2 separate regions of the Homo sapiens genome follow, and region 2 is linked to region 1. Evidence: chromatin loops called from intact Hi-C (ENCODE). Cell type or tissue: uterus. All regions are shown on one strand. Each heading gives the region's core, and the rest is flanking DNA. Links, peaks and the distances in the headings are about the cores only. Region 1 has its middle 200 kb from the start of COPS8-DT. Region 2 has its middle 240 kb from the start of COPS8-DT.

Region 1 (2,917 bases), core at 318-2,817:
CATTTGAATGAAACACTTGACAAATATTTATATGCTAGTAACCATGCTAGAATAACAGCCACAGTCTGCTATGACCTGAATTGAACCAGAAAATGCAGAGTGAAGGCAGGGGGAACACGGCTCGGGGTCCTCTCTGGTCAGGCCTGGAGCCAGCGCTTGTAAACTGTGGACTATCACCCACTGTTGAGAGGCCTCCTTTCGGCAGACTTCAGCACAGGGATGTGGACTTGTTTCTATGAAAGCCTGGAATTCCTGTAGGGGTAGTGCCGTAAAACCGGATCTTTACCTTCCTTATTTAAAGGACTTTTTTGCGCATAGACTGCCTGTCCTGGCCTCTCTCCCACTCTGGAAAGGAAGGGCTGAGAGAGAAAAACACACTGGAGATGCTGTTTTGGATGGAAACACACTCGCTGCCTGTTTCCCTGTGTGCCCATGGTTCTTCTAGGTGCTGGGAATAGACGAGTGAGATGCAGACAAGGCCCCAGTCCTCACGGCACTTATGTGCTATGAGGAAACAAGGAATGCACATACCCCATCGAGGAGGTGTCAGTCCATCTTCATGAGCCAAAAGGTGACATGTGCCAAGGAAACAGGAATAGAGCCTTGAGTGAAGCATCAGACCAGTACAGCCGACCTGGTGGGCCTTGGTGCAAAGGGAATGGAGCAAAGACTGGGAGGTAATGAGGGGATTCCCCAGGTGCTCCCCTGGGAGAAGAGAATTCTGCCCACAGGCCCTGCCACCAGCGAGGGCCTTGCGTGCCGTGGAGTGGGAGGAACCACAAGGTGAGAAGGGTCTGAGGATGTGGGCATGGAGGCATTGCAAGGACTTTGAATTTACTCTGAGAGATGAGTAGTCACTGGGAGGTTTGCAGCCCAGACAACCCACACGGTCATTTCAGGAAGCTTGAGAGAGACTCAGTATGTGGGGCAGCGGGCCCCCGTTTGTGGGGGCCACAGCGCAAACGCACCTGAGCCTGGAGCTGCTGGAACTCCTCTCTCTGCAGCCAGAGACCCAGGCTCACTCCTGGGCCTCCATTCCGCCTGCTGGATCAGCAAAAATGAAATGACTAAATGGGCTGTTGGATTTCAAAGAATTACAGCCCCACTCCAGTCCTTGAGAGAGAAGCAGAGGCCCTGTTCCCCTGCGTCTGTGTGGCCTGCTGCAAATAACGGGCTGGGTTTATGGCGAGGGGACGGCTGGGCGGTTGCTTGTCTAGAAACGCACCATGTGGTCCCTGCCTCCTCCTGAGCCTCAATGGCCGCCTGGGACATAGATAGCCAGACATCGCCAATTTCCAGGTTCAAAATTATATTCCCCCAACGTGAGTTAATCTTCCCATGAAAGGAAGAAATACTTTTCACTTCATGTTACTCTCTCTACTTTTTTTTTAAAGCATCAGATCTTTTATCTCTAGTATGACTATGGATGAAATATCACCAGCTTCATATTTCAAGATAATTTCCCTTCCAGCAAACATTCCCCTAGGAATAAAGACATGTAGTGCCCACACTGCTGGGCTGCTTTTTCCGCCTCTGTCTAAACAAGGCCCTGTGTGTTCCATCTGCTTGTCGGTTCCCAGTGTGCACTGGTCACTGCTGGGCTGAAAGGTCTCGCTTTTAGCTTCCTAGATAGGCCAGCGAGGTTAATAAGTTAATAAAATCCTATTTATCAGACTCCGGAGTCCATTTCCTCTTCCCCGTGGCTCATGGTTGTAATTATTCTTTATGGACTCTCGGTGTTCCTTTAGATCTGATTTCCTCGCACTCCCCTCCCATTTCCTGAAAGCCACGCCACAGAAGGAGAGAGTGGTCTTTTCTCTGGAAAGATGTCTGTTACTCATTTCCACCTTGGTGTCACGAAAGCTAGTCTGAAGGGATACGTTTAAATATTTAAAATTTTAAGATGCATGTGGAACAGCCTGGGTTGCTTCTCCTCCTGAGCAGATTAGGTTAGAAAGACCTGGGGGCCCCTGGATAACCCGGCGTAGCTGTCCAGGAGTGCAGAGATTGGGAACCAGATCCTGGGCTCTTGGCAGCTTCAGCTTTATCTGGAAAATTGGAGCCATCATTTCGACCATGCTCACATATGAAGATAAATGACAATAGCTTGCGTGAAAGTGTTTTTGAAAACAACAATAACAACAAAACACAGAAAAAGAAGGCATGATCTTGGCTGCTTTTGATGTGACTGTTTCCCTTAGCAGGGTGCCAGGGATATGGGGAATTTAGGCCAAATTAGCCGGAGCTTCTCTTATTAGCGAAGATTCGCTTATCAGGTTCCCTGCTGTCAGCTTGGAAGACCCAGAGTCTGACCCCGAATAATGAAATAGAGGACAAATGAAGATTCTGTCTCTGAGCAGGACTCGGGATGGGGAGCAGTGGGCCCCAGCTGGAGGGGCGCAGGTCAGGCTGTAGGGCCCCTGGAGCTGGCTCCCTGGCTTGAGAGAAAGGGCCACAGTCACCTTCGCCTGCCCAGGCCCAGTCGTCTTTCTCGGGAGTGGCGGAATGTAGCTTTCTACCCTACGGGCTCCTGCGCCTCACAGTGCTGGCTTTGGGTTTCTTCTGGGTCTCTGTGCTAACTTAGGCTCCGACGTTTCTAACTTTGGCCAAGAAGGTTTTGTATACGAATTTATAGTGTACTGTATATGTGTGTGTGTGTGTGTGTGTGTACGCGTGCACACCAGCACATGCACTTTTTAAAACAACTAGGAATCTTCTCAGCAAACACTATTCCTTGTCTACTCCCTTCTCTTGAAGATGGTCACTGAGTGGCTACGGAGACACAAACTTGGAGGAAAGCACCCTGGCCTTGCCAACAGTGGAGAGTGCCCCAGGGCCAACCCCGATGAATCTCTGCCAGATGAGGTGCAGAAGGGGATGGGGCAAAGGAAGCAGATACTCCCCCACGTGACTTCCC
Region 2 (2,917 bases), core at 256-2,755, 48 kb before region 1:
TTTTTAAATTTGTTTTTAGAATATAGTAAATTTAGCTTATTTTAAAAGAAGTATAAAGTACAGATATGCAAGGAGAACAAAACAGAAGCTACCTGTAATTCCATCTTCTAGAGATAGTCCGTGATAATAATCTCCTTCCAGAATTATCCCTATGCACATATATAAGGATACAATAGAACGTGCTTATCTAAATGGCTATGCATAGTTGTGTACTGAATACCAGATTTTAACCTCTTTTTCTTTTAATGTATCATATGCATATGTTTGAAACTGTCAGAAATTATATACCTGTTAAATCCATATTGTAGGACATTCAACTTAGTCTGAAGTCTTATTTTAAAACAATTAATCAGTCTTATACCTAAGCCTTTTGCTGACATTCTTAATGTTTCCTTAGCATAAATCATTGCAGTGGGATTTCTGTGTGAAAGTACTTTTGATGCATATTGACACGTTTCTGTTGGGAAAGTTTGCACCATTCCACATAGCTCTCATTTCCCAGACCTCATCAGAACTGAGTGTTATATGCCTTTAATCTTTCCATCTAACGAGTGGAAAACACATCCATTTTTAAGTTTGCATTTCTTTGGTTACTGAACAAAATTAAATCTTTTCAATGCTTTATCTATGTGCATTTATTATTGCATGAATAACTTATTCATGTTCCCTTATCATTTTGAGAAGCCTCCTATTATACGAAAGATCCCAATTATTTGTCATATATACTACAAATGCTTCCAATGCATTTTTTACTTTAAAATTGTTGTGGGTTATTTTTAACATCTAGATGCTTGTAATTTCTAAGTTTGAAAAAAATCAGTGAGCATTTTCTTTGTTTACTCTGATTTTGATATTATGCTTAGAAAGGCCACATCCAGTCCCAGATGTTTTTTAACTAACATTTTTTTCTAGCTATTTAAAATTTTTCATTATTTTATGATTTCATTTAAAAAGAATCTTTCTATCCTTAATCCAGCTGGAATATATTTGGCTCATCAACTGAGATAAAGATCTAAGCTAAACAGTTAACCAATTATCTCATCACTGTATTGAATGATACATCCTTTCAGCAGTTATTTGAAATGCCATCCATATAAGAGAATAAATTAGCACTTTTTTTTTAACCTGCGGTGACCTGATACCTATCTTCAAATAGTTTGATGCCGCTGACGTGGAAGGAGAATTAGACAGGTCCTATGTGGCCCAAGAAAGTGGAGTTGGAGCCTGGATGGAATAAAATGACCTTCAATGGGAGGCACAGAGGAGCTGATTCACTTGCCAGGTGGATGACACAAGGGAATTGCCTGGACTTCAAATGATCACCCTGGCAGTGGTCTCCCCCATCCCAAAACTGAACTAAAAGAGCTTCCCTAGGCATTTGGGGAAGATAGTTGTATTGAAGGGCTTCCTAATCACCCTCCAATCCTGAGATCCCCTGATTCTATCAACCCAGAGCAAGCTAGGACACAGAAAATTCCATTTCCATAATGTGGCATTAGAAATAGAGAAACCCAAGACTGACGATGGCTGCAACAAATCAAAACAAAGAGACCTTTCCTAGAGGGCCATACAGAAGCAGCAGCTTACTGACCTGACTATCTTGGGGCATCCGGTTCACACCGGGCACCCTTAAGCCAACTGAGCCCAGTGTGAGAACGCAGTCCCAGGGGAGGAGACCGATGGCAGGCGTCCACTCTCCTTGTGGTAAGGGACTTCGGTATCTGGGAAACTATTTGCTCTGTTTATTTTGGACTAGAAAATTGCATCTTGTTTGTCTGTGGTTGTTTAGTGACAGAGAAAAATTAGGAAGTCTAAATTTAAACAAATGCTAAATATATAATTGTTCCAATGAAAACTACGATAGTTATTTTCCCACCTGGTATAAACGTGTAGGAAATAATGCCCCTAGGATCCCACAGACAAAAAGAATGACTTTTTTTTAAAAAATCTTTGGAGTTATTTCTGGGAAGAGCATGACATTTCCTACATTAATTGAATATGGTCAGTTATCCCATCTATTTGAAGGGCATGACACTTGGTCCCTAAAAGTTGAAAAGACGAGGCAGAGTGCCCTTAGTTGGTGTTCTCAGCACACACCAAGTGGGGCTGGCCGATAGTGCTATGAGAAAGAGAAGCAGCCTCAGCCCAGGCCTCCCTCACATCACCTTGTAAGGGCATAGCTCCGGGGACCTCCGGGGACCTTCATGCGCCAAGGGTGAGATCGTGAGAGCAGCTCTGAGCCTTTGGCCTGGCCCAAGTGCCCATTGAGACATTTGCCTCCATCCAGGACAGAAAACAGAGGAAGAAGTGCCTGGATCACCATGATGGACAGCACTACCGGGCCCACCCCACACTTGTACTATCCATACAAGGGTTGTGGGAGGCCCAGGAGCCTGGTCTAGAGGTCCACCCTGACTCTAAGTGGATCGTTCATTTTCGCCAATCGTGACACATTGTCTCCCGGGGTGGCCACAGAACACAGTGGTCAGGACCCTGAACCTGCAAGGCTGCTTGGGATCGTGGCCAAGCCACCTATCCTTTATCCTCTATCACTTCCAATTTCCTCGTCTGCTCCCTGGGATGATGATACGTAGGACCCACCTGGAGTTCGTGTGAAGATTCAGGGGCTCCTCTTTCTCTCTCACACACAGTCTCATGCACGTGTATCCGTATAAGTGTTTCATCTTAGTATTTATTCAAAATATGTGCCACATGCTGGGTAAGTGATGAGGACAATGGCCCTGGTGAGAAACCCCATCATCACGTGGAGCCCCCTCCCCATCTGTGTGGTTGGCGATCCCCTGGGTATTTGCAGGTCTGAGGGATGGCGGAGATGGTTCTCACTGGCTTAAGTGTTCCAGAAAACGGAAGTAGCAATTCATAGTTCATGCTTTCCTGAATTTTTCTCTCAATTTTT

The links. Peaks named below come from ENCODE experiments on the same cell type or tissue, not always from the same donor. Only the 100,000 strongest peaks of a DNase experiment are listed, where the experiment ranks them.
Region 2: a loop joins it to region 1, with 11 times the contacts of the local background. A loop is called at or near these places in 7 of 110 quality-filtered maps.

What each region holds. Positions count from the first base shown.
Region 1 is chr2:236,887,665-236,890,581 of GRCh38, forward strand. No RefSeq gene overlaps it. Among named protein-coding and RNA genes, the nearest start is that of COPS8-DT, 200 kb to the right of the region's middle. In uterus, for the core only: no CTCF peak of the experiment used is centred there; a DNase peak (open chromatin) is centred at 1,577; H3K27ac peaks cover 855 bases.
Region 2 is chr2:236,839,411-236,842,327 of GRCh38, forward strand. No RefSeq gene overlaps it. Among named protein-coding and RNA genes, the nearest start is that of COPS8-DT, 240 kb to the right of the region's middle. In uterus, for the core only: no CTCF peak of the experiment used is centred there; no DNase peak of the experiment used is centred there.